2 separate regions of the Homo sapiens genome follow, and region 1 is linked to region 2. A link is an interaction called in ENCODE POLR2A ChIA-PET data of the cell type or tissue named here. Cell type or tissue: CD4-positive, alpha-beta T cell. All regions are shown on one strand. Links, peaks and the distances in the headings refer to the core of each region. The heading gives the core; the rest is flanking DNA. Region 1 has its middle 22 kb from the start of IL7R. Region 2 overlaps SPEF2 (sperm flagellar 2).

Region 1 (8,347 bases), core at 134-8,133, 58 kb before region 2:
CAAGTCCCATTCTAATATCTGATTGAAGAAAGCATTACTAATAAAATAATCATACTTTAGTATTCTCATATGAATAAGTAGAATCACAGAATCAATACAGGAAGAGGTGAATCATAGAGCAGATGATGTGATTTGAAGAATTATATGTCGTTCATGGGACTTTAGTGAGATTGAAAATCTCTTACTTCACATTGTCAAATACTCATAGATGTGCCCATGCAATAGAGATCTGTCTTCTTTGAAACTGGACTCTATTTCATAGAAGCTACAAGTGTTTTGGAAAGCATATTTGACCCACCAGACACTGCGGCATTCTCTTTGGGTGTGAGGGGTTGAACGAGATCATTGCGTGGTTGGATGAATGGGGGCTGGCTCTTCAAGGGTGTGGTTATAGGCAATGGGTCTACTTGTGTGGCTAAAAACCAAGTTTTAGTATTGATAGACAACTGGCATGCTTTGTTTTATTTAAGAAAAGAAATAGCTGATGTGCACATGTAGGGAAAATATGGGTATAGATGCCAAGAGCTTGAGTCACCAGAGAAGAAACATAGTGAGGGACTAAGGAGAGTGGGATGCTGCACAAGTTGGCAGTGACATATGCCATAGATCTTTGTGCGAACTGAGAGTCCTGGGCTATCTTACTGTGTGTATTGTACCACATAACAGCCTTGCTCCAAATTCTCAAAAAATCTGCAGTAAAAATCTATATTAGTGCTACATGTTAAGAGAGAGAACAGACAATAAGAACAACCATGTATAATAGAAACTATCTTATCTGACCTTCCCATAACTGACTCTTCAGACCTGCTGACCACCCAAGCCACACTGCTCTGACCAGTGGAGTTGTTTATTTACCAAAGACAAATTGTGTTTGTCTGCAAACTTGTTTACACCAGATGTAATTGTTATTATAATTATACAGGTAAGTTAAGTACTAGATCAACTGGTGAACTATCAATATAAAATAAAAATGATCATTTCTATAAGACATGTTAGAATTATTTGAAAAGTAAAGTTGAGGCCGGGCACAGTGGCTCACACCTGTCATCCCAGCACTTTGGGAGGCTGAGGAGTGTGGATCACCTGAGGTCAGGAGTTCAAGACCGGCCTGGTCAACATGGTGAAACCTCGTCTCTACTAAAAATACAAAAACTAGCTGGGCATGGTGGTGGGCACCTGTAATCTCAGACACTCTGGAGGCTGAGGCAGGAGAATAGTTTGAACCTGGGAGGCAGAGGTTTCAGTGAGCCGAGATCGTGCCACTGCACTCCAGCCTGAGGGACAAGAGTGAAACTCCATCTCAAAAAAAGGAAAGAAAAAAATTGTAACAGATTAAGTATGAGAGAATTTTTAATGATTAGTATAAAAACGTAAACATGTAAATGCACTGTTCACTCAGCTTCACAACAGGATATTACTCCACTTAAGAGAAAGTTAAACTATAAATTATTAGATGAGGCCTTATGAAATACAGGGAAAACAATATCAATCTCCAGTAAAAGGAACTATACTAAAAGAAAAACTATTTAGTCTTATACCAACATATTAGAAATGAATGCATATTAAGTAAAAATGTTCAGGTTATGATTTTTTAATGATTTTACTCTTTATCTTCTTATTTTCAGTATACTGATCAATTTCCACTTTGATAGGAGCGTTTCTGCAGCAGTAGTTTTTGTTGTTGCTTACTTTGTGCAGGTATTTATTGTTTTATGTATGCGTCACTACAACTCTTGTAAATTGTAGTACTATTCTCATTTTACAGGTGAAGTATCTAAAACTTAGGAAATTTAAATAACCAGCTCAGGCATACAGTTAGAATATACATAGCAAGAAATAAACAAATAAAACAATTTTTAAAAACCTTTATACTAGACAAAATTCTTAAATTGTAGTATTCAATTTTTTAAAAAAATTTACTGTACAACAGGGACTAGATTTCAAGGATATGCAAACATTTTAAATATCTATCTGCTCATGATACGAGGGGATGAAGCAATTAAAACAGATAACCACAATACAACATGGGAAAGGCTAATAACCATTAGAGAGCTATCAATCACATCAGAGATCATTTACAGGGTGGTAGGAAGAACCTGGCTGTGCAAGCCACTCCACTCAGTGCAAGCCACTCCACTCAGCCTCAGTTTTCTCATTTCAAAAATGCAGATAATAATACCTTTGTAAAGGGCAGTTATGAGCCTTAAAGCATTTAGCAGGAACCTGGCACGTAACAGGTATTCAGCAAACGGTGGCTATTATTGCTGGTTGATCCATGATATGTGCTTTCTTTGTTGTCCTCAGCATCAAAGGTTGATTTTCCTACTTTGCTCCCTTTATTTGATTTCATGCAAACCTGGGCTCTTCTAGTCAATCACCAAAGTCAGTCAATTCAAAATATTAACTATCAAACCAGTCTTTCTTTGGAGATCAGACACACAATGCACTGAACTCTTCCCCGGTCAGCCACCCGGTCTGGTGTTATGTGGATAGAGCACCTGCACTGTGTCCCAAATTAACACGGTCCTAGGAGGCTGCAAGAGTGGGTGGCCAGGGAAGAGGAGCAAGGCTGCTCACTCTCCAGACTCATTTCAAAAACGCATTTTATTGACAGATGGAGTATGTAAAGCAATCAGTCTTCACTGTGGTCTGAGTTACATTGATCTTTCTTTTTTATATTTTGTGAGTTTTTAATTGACTCTCATTTGGTCAAAAAAAAAAAAATAGATGTTTTTCACTGTCTGTTTCCCTGTACTTTGCTGTAGTGTTTTTCCCCCTCTTTGTGTTCACACCGATCTTGATTCACTGTTGCTCAGAACTTTTTCTCCTTTTTGGTAATCAAGATGATAACTCATTGCTATGTTTTGCATTCACAGATGAACTAGGATATGAGATCTAAGTGCATATTTTATGATATTTAAAGTTAAAATTATTCAGAAATTTTAAATTTCATCACTTGGCATACTTAAATTTTAAAAATTTAGTCAAGATAATAAAAAAGAATGTCGGAAGTGTCTGCTTAACGCTAACCACAGATTCCAAAGACTTCAACAACTTGAATAGTCTCATTTCTTCAAAAGTTTAGTCATAAAGCATCACTTTCAGTCTTTCTCTGATTAACACTGAAAAAAGAAACCATTGCCACCACTCCTTTCCCTCAACTTTCTAGGTAGATGTTTTGCAATTACAAGAAATGTTTGTTTATGAGGCATTTGAAGGAACCACTATGATGCCAAGTAAGAATTTTAATTATGAATGCCAGCAAATAATTTGGAATTGCTATGGCTGGAATTGAGGAAGAATTGTGAGAATGTTTATCAAAGAAAAATCTCAAAGTTCTAAATGGTAATGGAAAGGACCCCAGGCAGTAGAAAGAAGTAACAGCTCATGGCCAAAAAGCTATCAGTGAAAAAATAATTGCAAAAGGGCTACGTTACAGTGAGAGAAAGGCGACTCTTAGTAGGCTTAAAATTGGCAACAACCCCTTAAAGAGCTGAATGAATAAATGCATGGACATGCGGCTCACTATCTATCACTGGCATCCTCGTCATCATTGTCATCATCATCATCATTATCACGATCATCATTGCTAACACATGCAGGGATCTTCATCCTATTTCATTTAATTATTACAACAACCTTATTTCCTAGGAAAGAAAACTGAGGCTTTGAGATTTAAATAATATTCCTGGAGTCACACTGCCATTTTAAGAAAGATGTAAGTTCATATGATTTCAAACCCAGGCTCTTCATGACTACATGAATATGTCTCTGAGAATACAACTTCGAAATTATATGTGTAGGAAGGAGCCAAACCTTAAAAGTTAGTCTGGGCCTTGAAAAGACTCTTTCAAAATCATCTCAGTAAAAGAAAACTCCCCAATCCTGTGTCCAAGGAAGAGACTCCTTTGGCTCCCTGGCATTCTACTCTGATGCCGCATAGTCCGCTGTGGTGCACATTCTAGTTGCCCCTCTGCTGCATTTCCATGGCCTCTTGGGGACTCACTACAATGGGGATGGGTGGGCAATGACCTGTTCTAGTCTGTGTCCTTCAGTAAGTAGGAAGTTCACTGAAGAGAGTCTTGATGTCCGAAACTGCCTGGAGCTTCATTTGAGGTCTTCTAGTTCAATCTCTTATAAAAGTTGACTGAATAAAGAAAGCTTGGGCCGGGTGCAGTGGTTTACGCCTGTAATCCCAGCACTTTGGGAGGCCGAGGTGGTCGGATCACTTGAAGTCAGGAGTTTGAGACCAGCCTGGCCATCACAGTGAAACCCCGTCTCTACTAAAAATACAAAAATTAGCCAGGAGTGGTGGCATACAGTTGTAGTCCCAACTACTCGGGAGGCTGAGGGAGGGGAATCGCTTGAACCCGGGAGGCGGAGGTTGCAGTGAGCCGAGATTGCGCCACTGCACTCCAGCCTGGGTGACAGAGTGAGACTCCAACTCAAAAAAAAAAAAAAAAAGAAAGAAAAAAAACTTGAAAGTAAAGCTAATTTGTTTATGCAGTAGTTTAAGTTCATTTTCTTTTGTTGAAGTCAGTAAAACATAAAAAAAATGCTACTCATGGCTTTTCAGAGGCATCTTCACATACATGAAAAAACATTACTAAATTACACACACACCTTTCTTTCAGGAAGAATAATCTCAGATCCTCTATGTTTTTATTACTGTGTCATCTCTCAGCCCTCTAGCTATCTGAATGGTTCTCCTCTAACATTTCTCCAAGTTGTTCTGCCCTGGCTTAGTTTAAGATCATGGATTTGGGATGCCAGCAAATGTCTTTCAGCACTGACTCTCTTGAGAGCCCTACCATGTTTTCTATAATCTGAAAAAGACTCCTGTACCTTCTAGGAGAGCAAATGCACATGCTGATGCCACTTCAGTGGAACAAATCAGAAAAAAGTAATCTTTCAGGTTTTCAGAAACAAGGTAGTTTCTGATTTAAAATTTTCAAATAATGAAAATGGGTTGACTTCAAGTTTTAAAAGATTGGGTTAATTAATCATCCTGGTTCGATTTACCCTCACATTCTTATTTCAGTTCTCAATGAAAGGAAGCCATAATCTTGAACATGTTTTTGCCCATCTTTCTTCTTCCTTGGTCCCTTCCCCGTTTTTTTTTTTTTTGCAGGTAACTCACAATTGGCTCAGTTCTGGCTGGCTGTATCTATTCCTTTCTTGGTTATATTGTGGTAAGTTACTTTGTCAAAGAATCAGTATTTTAACCATTGCAGGCAGCATCTTGATGTTTCCTGATAATATATCAACATGCTTGTTTGAACAACAACAACAAAAATGTGTTCAGGTAGGAAACTTTAGAGAAATTAGGTTTTCCATTTACATAGTTTAGATAGCAGTTCTGTCTTGACACATCAGCTTTTATTTTTGTGATGCACCAGAAGTTCACTTTGTTTTAGCCACTTTGAGGTAGTGGTGCTCTGTGAGACTGAGTTTTCAGATAAGTTGAAATTAGTCTTGTTTTCCCAGGCAATGAAAACACAATAAAAGTCTTGAGCCAATTTTGCATTGAAATAAAAATGATTTCCTACACCCCTCTTCTGCTTGGTTTCTGAAGTCCAGTTCACCCTCAGCCTTTTATTTCTGTAGACCCACTACCTTCTGAGCTGTGAGCCCACATATGTTCTAAGTCAGCACTTTGGGCCAGAATCATGCTGATAGCAACTTCTGCTTACGGATACAGTTGGTCTTGAACAAATTACGGGAACAAAGAGCTTTGTTTAATCTGACACTCTACTTGTGGTTTATAGGTGTTAAAAACATTTTTCCCAATAAGGGAACACCCAAAATACATGCAATCAGCCCATTGGCAATTATAGAATAAAAATGAATGGATGTATGGTTTATCTGGATAATTTTAGATATTATAAATGATAAGATCCTTCAAAAGCTTAATCGAGTGTCACTTTGAGTTGCATTTCCATATGTCCTAAATAAAGATCATTTTATGTGCAGCAGCGTTCAATACCAAAAGCATGATATCCTGGCAATGTTGCAATACTTCATAAAACACCAGATAATCTGATCAAATCCTACAAACAGCTTTTTAATTCAGAGATTTGTTTAAAAGTTCGTTTAGATTTGAGTCATCATTGTAGTAAAAAGGAATCAATTGGTTATCTGAGAGGAGATGAGTTTACTAAAGTAGCAACTTGATTCTTGGTGATAATGAGTCAACACTCAGGGAGAAAAAAAAAAGGATCATGGAAAAAGATGACACTATCTGAAAAACAGAGGATAGGATTTTGTAGTAGCATTTTCTGTCATTTTGCTCTTGTTTGATTGAAGAGACAATTCTATAATGATTTAAATTCATGTTCCCTCTTGATAAATGTTTCAGAGAAACCTTATATGATTGAAAATAGGTCAGCCAGTGTTGGTAAGTGATTTGCAATTGTTCAACACATTCCCATCGAAGTAGGTCAGATTAGTGTCCTGCTAAGCACGAGTATATTTGTTTAAAAAGGTGTTCAGTTCTAAAAATAAAAATCTATGTAACATTTGAATGAAAACAAGGAGAAAAAATTTAGAACTACATAGTCCTCCCTTTATACTGATTAAATATAAGTTACAGTCCATTCAAATGGAATCAGGTACAATGAGAAGACCAGACAGCTGGGCTTCAAGCCAGGATAGAAACAGATGAGATGATTACAATAACAGTAGAAATTGCCTTTAAAGCAAAATATCATTATTGTGGCATCAAATAATTCAGAATTTTAGTAAATCAGGTAACTTAGAGGGAAGTTTAATTAGGTACTAGCAATAAAGAAAACGATTCCAAGGTTAAAACACAGTTAAACCAACCAATAAACAAAAAACATGATAGAGCATGATTAAGAGATCAACTTATTTCACAAGTATTTGCAATTGCTTTAGAACCAACAACATTGATATGTGAATTTAATATTGTTATTTACTGCATTTCACTAACCTATGATGATATTAATTGTAAGGTTCATTTCAATCCCAAAGATGTTAACTCTGAAAAGAATAATCTTCTGAAAAAATGTTCTTTAATCAGAAAGCACATTTGTCATCCTAGTTCTTATTATCATATATGTTTGATGTTTGAAGATAATAGAATTGTACAATAGAATTGTACTTCTTGGAGACTATTATATTGCTTATGCCATTGCTGTGAAGTTATGAGAGAGGGACACACATGTTGCAAAGCATATGTCTCGTGTGTGACAAATTTGATGTTTTATCACAGGGTGTCCCGCCCAATCTGTGGCTCACACTATGTCCCCAGTACTGTTTGGCTGCATTTCCAGAAGCCAGCAACAGGACTAGAATCCATGTTTCCAATGGACCCTTTAATTCTTGAGAAGCTGTGGAGGAGATAGAGTGACACTTTATCTCTTTGGTCTCTTCTTAGCTTGTAGCGGCTAATGCCTTATGACGGAAGAGTGAGCCTGGACACTTACTGCCTAGTTCCAGGTCAGTATTTGGCTGGAAAGAGAAGTTACTATGGATCAGAGGCTGTGGTTCTCCTAATTGCTCTTAGTAATGGCCATCACCACTTCATCCATGCAGGCTTGGGTACTTCCTGTCTACTTGGTGGATAACATTTGATTCCTAAAGATGGAGTGAGAATGACATAAAGTTATTTGCCAAGGAAGAGCAAATGTTTACACTTACTTGACACCTGAAACCCTTAGAATGCTAACTGAAGCAGACTTTCCTTAGCTAACTGTAGGTAAATATTATACTACCCACCAACACTATTGTATGAAAGATTACTGCAGGTAACAAGAAAAATGAGACAAGGAAGACTGTCTTTGTGCTAATCCATGGTTAGAACCTTCCTTTAGGAAGGAATCTTCTTAGAAGAGAAGGAAGCACATAGTAGATGTTTTGGATATCTAGATATCTTACTACTTTTCAATTTCTCATAAAAATAAACATTTTGGGTGACAGCACCTGATGTATCAGATTATGTATTTGTTTAGATCAAACAGCTTTGTCATTGAAGTGAACTAAGATCTGTTCCAGAGCTTCCAAAGAGAAAGAATTGGAAACCTATGCTGTTTTTCATTTCTGAAATGGTTAAAGCATTGCCCTGGACTATAAAACTGGGACTGTGGCTTGGAAACAATCTTTGATATTATCTGAAAATCTTCAAAACAAAATGCAAGTATGGCCGTATTTTTTTTTCTAGCTGATCTGCCATATGTGTATTTTGGCTGTCTGTCTGATTGTGCTCAGATGTGGGTAGTGGTAGGGAGGAAAAAATAATGTTTCTTAACTCTGAGGATAAAAAGACTTCAAACTGTGTGCCTCTCACATCCTTTGGTAATCTGCCCCACATTCTGCACCGTGATGT
Region 2 (8,347 bases), core at 170-8,169:
CCGTTTCTCCCTCCCTCCCTTCCTTTACTTCCTCTCCCTCCCTTCTTATTTCTCCCATAGTCTGAAAACATTTATCTGTTGACATCTTTGTGTCCCAAGGGTTTCTAGAGTTAATCTTCTGAGACACATGTCAAGTTATAGCTGCTATTTTTTAAAATTTATTTTTAAATTTTTAGTGGAAATATGAGCTCTGGATTTGAGGTTGGATCCAAGAAAGTATTATGATTAGCATCATGGATACTAGGGTCCCTGCTGAAAGATATATTGTAAGTGGATGATAATTTTCAAAATCCACTTCTACCTATTCAAGTGTCCCCAGATGCCTTTAGTTTTTACCTATTAATTGAGTGATTTCCTCCCAGTCACCAGAGTGTAGGATTAAAGCAAACCACATGTCATGTTTAGAATCCACTTACACTTATCTTTTTATTTTATGTGTAAAATAATGGCCTGGATAAAATGAAGAGAAAAAGCAACTCTGAAGAGGGAAGTACATAATAACAGGGCATTGTGGAGCTCGCACCATGTAGAAGAGGGTGCACTCTGTCTGACTAAAGGACTGAAGGAATTTCATGGACTGATTTGTAAAGTCGAGATTTTTTGTACCTGCTGATGGCCATGTTTCCTTCGTGCCCAAATGCTGCCAAATGGCACCTCCGTCCCTCCACAGCTGAAGTGTGGGCTTTTATACCTTGGAGCTGTAAAGCCTGCTCTAGCTGATTTGATGAGCTGACACATCAAAGCGCAAGGTTCACCCAGGCACACACACATACACCAATTTCACCTATTGGGCTTGGCAAGGAAGCTTTCGGACTTAGAGTAATGCTCTTTTTACTAATGATATATGATGTGAATTTCTGGAAATACTGGACTTTTTTAAAAAGTAACATTGTATTAATACTAAAGTCAGTTGACTATGCTACAGGGAAAAGTAATAATTTCCCAATAAGTAGTATATGTTGAAAAGTAAAAGAAATCTGCTTATGAGAGGCAACTTAGTTCAGTGAGAAGGGGCAAGAACTTTGGATCTGCAGAGTTCTGAATGATATATGACCATAGGCAAAAAATCTGCTAAACTCCTCTGTGAGTCAGTATCTAGACCTTTAAAGTGGAGATGATAATCCTATGTGATCTGTCTGAATTACTTGTGCTATCAATCGACAGAACTCATTGAAGAATATCTGGAAGTAGGAAAAGGCTGAATAAAAAAAGCCTGTGCAGATGCTGTAGGTCCATGCTGATAAAATGTGAAAGAGATAAAATTGTTGTGTGCAGAAAACATTTACACATACATATGAACAAACCGACTAATTAATTAAGCAAACATTTTCTAACAGCTTATTTGATTCTGCTTATGGTCTACAAGCACTGAGGGAAAAGGCCAACATAAAAGGGAAATCTTCTACTGCCTGGTCTCCCCTCACAGAAACACAAACTCATAATCTCAATATAAAATCTAAACTAGAAGTATGCACAAAGTCTTTCTGTAAGCTGCCAGGTGGAGTAATACTCAAATATACAAACTTGTCAGCAAGGGTCGGGGAGGACAGGAGAGAGGAATTACCAGGAATGAGGACCACCACACTGCTCAAGCATTATTCACAGTGGGTCCTGCTTGTTTAATTAGGGTCTATGTTGTATGAAACAAATATTTAATAAACTAGAACAAAGCAAGGGCATGTTTTAGTGCCACATGATCCCATAGAGCTGATTTTACTTGTTGGCAAGTGATTTCTGTCCTGGTTAATCTTAACCTTTTTTTGTGCTCTTTTCATGATAATTATTTTTCCTACCTTTAGGTGCCATATCTAAGAACTGATCTCGAAGACTGTCAAGCTGTTCAATGGTCAGGGTACCATCTTCTTCCTTTTCTACAGGTGGAGGACGTATTGATGGGGGAGGATCTGGGAAGACTTTTATATTGCCATTAATGAAGAAGTCTTCTTGGCTTAAATAAAGTTCATTCTGAATTTTTGTAGATGTTTCAATGTGATAGCGAGCTACGTCAGTTAATTTTTCTGTACTGAAAGTGGTAAAATGGATAGCGTTAACCCCATGAAAGATACTATTAGATTAATAAAGTTTGCTTATAAGACATATACACAAAAGTAAACAGATTATATAGCTCTTAGACAACTCCATCTGCATGCTTATAAATTTCAATTTGTCCCCAAATCTATTTTGTAAAAAGGCAGGGTATAAATAAATGCAGATTAAATAGAAAATGCATGCTTATTAAACAGCTACTAGTTACACATTTTACACAAAACTGAACTTAAAGAGAACCTATTAAATATAGTTTTTATTAGTATTAGAATATATTTTACTATGTAAGCAAGACTATATCAAGGGTTATATTTCATACTAAGTATGAACCAGAATAAGGTTATATGGCATAATACTCTGTAAAACATGACTATTAGAATTACATTTATTTGGAATTAGGATGAATTATAAAGTGAATCAAGTTCAATAATGTATTTCTAGAAGAGTGGCTTTTCTCTATTTCTGTCAAAGAAGTTTGATGTTATCTAAAACAAAGATGTCAGAATAGCCTCTGTTGTATATAATCCATTGAAATTGCTTTGCTATCTTCATGAAGAATAACAATTCCTAGCTAGATAACATGGTAAAGCAGCAACAGCTGGGAACCACTATGATGCGGTAGAAAGAGTGCTGGAATCTGAGTTCTCATCCTAGGACACTCTCTAGCCAGAGATCCTGGGCTCTCTGAATTTCCTTGTCTTTGCAATGGAATCAACAACGCAACACTCCCTATCTTATGGTTATTAATGTGAACTCATATACGGCAAAGATTTAAACTGTACTGGGGGTATAGTTAATGACCTTTTAAAAATTATTTTAAAGGCTAGAGAAGTTTTATACATGAATAAGTGCATTATCGCTGTATTGAAGAAAGGATCTTGTTTATATATTACAATGAAAGTGAGCAACACAGAAAAATGCATATTTGATCTCATTTTATATAATTCATAGGCACCAAATATACCACATACTGAACATATAACTGAAAATTTAAAAAGTAGCATTAGTTGCTGTCTTTCAAAAGATACTCTAGAATTCAACTCCAGAATGTTGTCTTTGTAAGTGTCCATGTAATACGTGTTAGCCAATTAGTTTATGCTTTTAGGGTGGTTGCGTGCTCGGGGACAGAGGAGGTCACTGGATAGCTGCTGAGTTTACGTGAGTGAGGAGGGACTCCAAATGTGGATTGAGACCCAACCATAGCCCGGCACGATACTCTGTAAAACATGACTAGTAGAATAATACCTTTACTGGGCATCAGGATACTAAAACAGATGCGCGCCACCTAGTGGAAGGTTACTAAGAGTAATCTTAACAACGGAAGGAAAAAAGTGCCAGGAAAATAAGAACAGGATTTGAAGGTCAAAGGGATCTGCCAGCTATTTATTTATTTATTTATTTATTTATTTATTTATTTATTTATTTATTTGTATCACATTTCTAGGTTTTAACTTCTTGTGGCCACAGTTCATGACAGCATCTGTAGATTCACAGGGCAGACATATACAATATAAATCTGAGAAATATGAATACATCTGCTAAAATATGCATTTACACTGGATGGCCACATGGATGGGAGCCATGAGTCCCAAAAATGAAGAAGATAGACTTTCATTTCAAAATAGCAGGCAGAGAACAGAAATGAATATTATTACTGTGTGATGCTGATGAGTAACTGACTTGGTTATCCAGTAGCAAAATGATTTTAAGCATTACTGCAGTAAGCTTACTTATGCTTGTGTTTGTATTTTTTATTCTGTTTAATGTTTCTTTGTTTGTTTTACTATGGAGCAATAGTTCTAAACAACTAGGCTGAAGACTTTACAAAAGAACTTCACTATGAGACAAGGACCAGAGAAAACGAACCATAACAGCTGCTTTTTACATGAAAATTGTTGCTTCTAAGAATAATTGCCTTTTGAATACTGTTTGTGTAGCAACTTCTAAGTTTTCAGTAAATGTTTATTGTAAACTGTAGTGCATCTTGGAATCTAGATCTAGGGTAAACTTCTGAAATAGCCTGGCTGGAGTGTTTCCTTGTATAGATGAAGCCAATGAGGCCCAGAGCAATCAAGCATGCTACTAATTTGTGGACAAGATGGGGCTCCTGGTCTGGACAATCATGACTCACTCTGCTGACCTGCCTCTTTGTACCTTTTAAGGTTGAACTAACAGGATGAGAGTCATTGCCCCTCAGTAGCAACAAAGGTCTGGGAAGTCTTTGGAACTCAACAGAAAAGTAGAACTTGGGGTTGGTCTTACAAGAGAATCAGTCTAGCTGGTAAAACATTCCAGTGAATGACTTTTTAATCTCCCCTTAATTGGCTCTGACTGATAATAAATCTACCATTGGAAAAGTATCAAGGATTATTTTACTTCTAAAAACTATTTTTAAATTACCTATAATCTTACCTTGTAAAATAAGGTTCTCATTGATTAGTATGACAGCTAAACTCATAAATATTGTGCAAAGTTTAATATAGCAATAGAACCCTTTGATGCATGATTTACTGTTAGAAAAGAGTTAATACAAACATGATAGTAAAGCTCATATTATCTGTTTATACACGTGATTTCCTAAAAGGCCAAAATTTATATTTGTAACTAACTTAAATTTGTAAATACCTTAAAAATCTTCATCAATTTTGGTACTTAGAATACACAAAGCATATTTTCAGAAAGTCATGTAGTACTTTACCTGGCCATTTCATTCAAATACCTCTCACCAAGCCATTTTTCCATGAGTTTATATACATCAACCACCTTTGTTACTAAATCTTCAAGAAGAGCCAATGCTTTTGTCTTTATCAGTTCAAGTCGAAATTGCGTGGCTATTTCTATTTGCAAAGAGAAATAAGAATGTTTTAACATATTGCAGTGCATGCATTTACTAATGAACAGATTCACTTTGAAACCACTGGTGCTTCAATTTGTGAAGCTTTAGGTGCACGTTTAATATACCAGAATAGATAAGATGATATCCATCTCACTGAAAAGCAAAATGTAATATGTGGTAGAGTCATTTGAGAAATTATCTGAACCAAAACTATAATTGAGCTTTTTATCTATTGCACTTTGTAGCAATCTACTCTTTGATAAATGAAATGTGAAAACACGCATAGGTAATTTCTGAATTTTGAAAAGGGAGTGGGGACCGTGCTTATCTCCTTACTTTAGAACCTGGGGTGGCATTGCCATTGTATTTCTCAGCACCACTAAAATCAGGGCAAACTCCATGTGCCCCTGGGCCTATTACCGATCCTGGCACATAATCTGGTTGGTGGATTTTATCTCCAAAATTTTTCCAGTTTCTCTTTTTGGCTTTTTTCATCATCATCGCATAGTTTGGGTGCTGATTATCTCTCACTTAAACTGTTGCAATAGCCTCAATCCTACTTTTTCTAACTCTCTTCCCCCACCTCAAATCCAAATCCACCTCCACACTATCCAGAGTAATTTGTCTTACCTGCAGATGTGATCATAATCACTTTACTGCTCATAATTTTCCCTAGCTCCCAGTTGCCACCAGGGAAGAATTGAACATTCTTGGCAGTGCCTAGATAACCCTCCATGGTGTGGCCTCCCCATCTCCCAAGTCGCTCCTTCCCAGAACATGCCTCATGGTCCTAAGCTACTCACAAGCTGATATGCCTCTTACCCCTCTCTCTGCCATGGCACGTAATACTCCTCTTCATTCTCACGCCAATTTTTCCCCTGGAAAAACTTATCCATAGTCTTCCAATTCCGCTCAAGAATTAGTTCCGTTGGTAAGTCAGGAACTCCCCTCATGTCCCCTTTGCCCAATATGCCCACCACCAATATCACATTTTTTTTTGAGACAGGATCTCACTATGTTGCCCAGGCTGGATTCAAACACAATCGATCCTTCACCTCAATCTCTTCAGTAGCTGTGACTACAGGCCCAGCTGTCAACAGGTCAACATGCAACAGTGATTGCATTTCTCTTCCTTGAGACTGAGTTTTATTTTTTGTTTATGTTTGTACATATAAATGTGTGTCTCCAGCAACTATCACAGGACTTGGCACAGAGTGGAAAGTCAATAATCATTTGTTATATGCATAAATGAATTTTGCTACACTAAGGATCATGTATGGAATGAACTGAAAGATGAAGTATACTGAAAACCACTGAAATCAGATGCAGGGCAGGCAATATGGGAGATGCATCTGTCCTGGACTTGCCTGATGCCACAGTCTCCCTGTGTTCAACTGACTTCAGATTTTATTGTTGGGGTTTTAGAAGTGGGTGGTAGTAAGATGGGAAGGACAGGGGAGAGAAAATGAGAGAAACAAGGGATGGAAATCATACTTAGTAGTTAATAGTCACTGAGTAGTTAAAGGTGTCTCGGCATACCCCATGCCACATTTTTGTGGTTTTGTCATCTTGTATATTGACCGTGTTTTTTTCCCTTAGGATATGTTTGCTCAGTTTCCTGATCTTTTCAGATTTCATTTAGAATTGCATTACAAGACAATTCAGAGAGCCATAAGGAGAATATGTTTTGTGGAGTCATAGCTCCTATAGAGAAGAACACCTCTGAACATAATAGATATATGACTGGCTCTCCTATGGCCTTTGTTCCCAAGGACTCATTTTCAGGGCCTGTTAGCCTTTAGTTAAAATTTATTTTCCTAATTAGGTACCTAAATTATTCTTACTGTAATATAAAACCACTTACTTTAGGTAGTCCCTATCTAAACCTGTAAAATCATACGAACTTTCAACATTTTCTTTTGTTTCTGTTTTATGAGATTTTAATTACTGCTATTGCTTTTTCTAACCCATTACCAAATTCTTTTTGGTTCTTTTTGAGATCGTGTCATCAGTTAAGACTGATTAGGTGATGCCAAAACATCTGACTCATGCAACACTCAAATCTAGTCCTCACGTGGTCAAACGAAAACAGTCAACTGAATATTGTGCTTTTCAACCTCTTTGCTGTATGTTCTCATAGACATGGTCTGAGGCAATTGATGAGCCAGTTGTGGGCTGTTTGGCTACTGGTCTCCTTTCTACTGAAAAGCATCATCTTAGTCGTTTCAATCGCTACCTTCAAATTGCAAGGCAGCAAGGTGTTCTTCTTTTATTTTGACCCTCAGTTCATTTTTCCTTTTGATTTCAGCAATTTCCTCTGTTGTTACTATGACAGGAGTTGCTTCTGCCATAGGTGGTGATTTACCTGAAAGGGCAATGAAACATGCTGAGTAAACTAACAAAATACAAAGGTGTGCACATAGTACTTGGACAGAATGAGCACAAAGCAAAGTTTGTTAAGCTATAAACCTCTAGTGATTCGGAAACAATGAAACCTTGGTCCTCCCAGCATCTGTGATGAAATATTGAATTTTTCCTTGAGAATTCTCTGTATGGTTCCTGGGCTGGACTCATATAAAAACGCCCCATTTGTGTAGTATAATTAAAAAATAAGGTATGTAGCAAGTGCAAAAATGGTTACAGTTTCCAAACATAGTGAAATCCAGAGTTTAGGGACAGAAATTAGCAAATCCCCACATAGTGCTGACCCCATTAGACACCTGCAGAATTACCACTCCATAAGGGATAACTTCTATTAGCAAAGTGTTTCCTAGATCTTCACCAAAAAAGAAGATACGAGAATAACCTCAAGAAGATGTGGGTGAAATGCGGGTGATTGTCAAGAATCTGTAATCTCTTTAAATATGATTATTATTTTTTGAGACAGTCTTGCTCTGTCACCCAGGCTGGAGTGCAGTTGCATGCTCATGGTTCAATGCAGCCTCGACCTCCCAAGCTCAGGCAATCTTTCCACCTCAGCCTCCCTAGTAGCTGGGACTACAGATGTGTGCCACCACACCCAGCTATTTTATTGTATTTTTTTGTAAAGACAGAGTTTTGTCATGTTGCTTAGGCTGGTCTCGAACTCCTGGGCTCAAGCAGTCCACCTGTCTTGGCCTCCCAAAGTGCAGGGTTACAGGTGTGAGGCACTGCTCCTGGCTAATTTAATTATATTTTAATTAGAACTTAACTATAAGTACATCAGTGATTATATAAGAGAATTACAAAATATAAATTTGTCAGTACTTATCAAAGGATTTACCCATGGGCTATGGCAATATGATTCTAGTTGCAGGGCCCATTTACATAGCTCTATTTTCAGTTCAACTAATCTTTCTTGAGGGTCTGACTTCGAAGGGTTCAAATCTTATAGAGAAGATACTGTAAACAAAGAAATCGTAATATGTTGCAATAATAGATGTATATGTAAGTTACAGATGAAGGAGAGATTAATCTCTCTGGATT

Evidence for each region. Peaks named below come from ENCODE experiments on the same cell type or tissue, not always from the same donor. Only the 100,000 strongest peaks of a DNase experiment are listed, where the experiment ranks them.
Region 1: POLR2A ChIA-PET joins it to region 2 with 13 read pairs; 8 of 35 experiments call an interaction of 5 or more read pairs at or near these places.

The regions. Positions count from the first base shown.
Region 1 is chr5:35,830,760-35,839,106 of GRCh38, reverse strand. No RefSeq gene overlaps it. Among named protein-coding and RNA genes, the nearest start is that of IL7R, 22 kb to the left of the region's middle. In CD4-positive, alpha-beta T cell, for the core only: no CTCF peak of the experiment used is centred there; no DNase peak of the experiment used is centred there; H3K4me3 peaks cover 867 bases; H3K27ac peaks cover 6,698 bases.
Region 2 is chr5:35,772,793-35,781,139 of GRCh38, reverse strand. SPEF2 (sperm flagellar 2) reads right to left here. Exons shown (of 37, transcript NM_024867.4): 28 at 7,119-7,247; 29 at 4,745-4,883; 30 at 1,794-2,023. Among named protein-coding and RNA genes, the nearest start is that of IL7R, 80 kb to the left of the region's middle. In CD4-positive, alpha-beta T cell, for the core only: CTCF peaks have their summits at 3,168 and 3,378 (motif pointing left); DNase peaks (open chromatin) are centred at 709, 3,309 and 6,969; H3K4me3 peaks cover 1,150 bases; H3K27ac peaks cover 987 bases.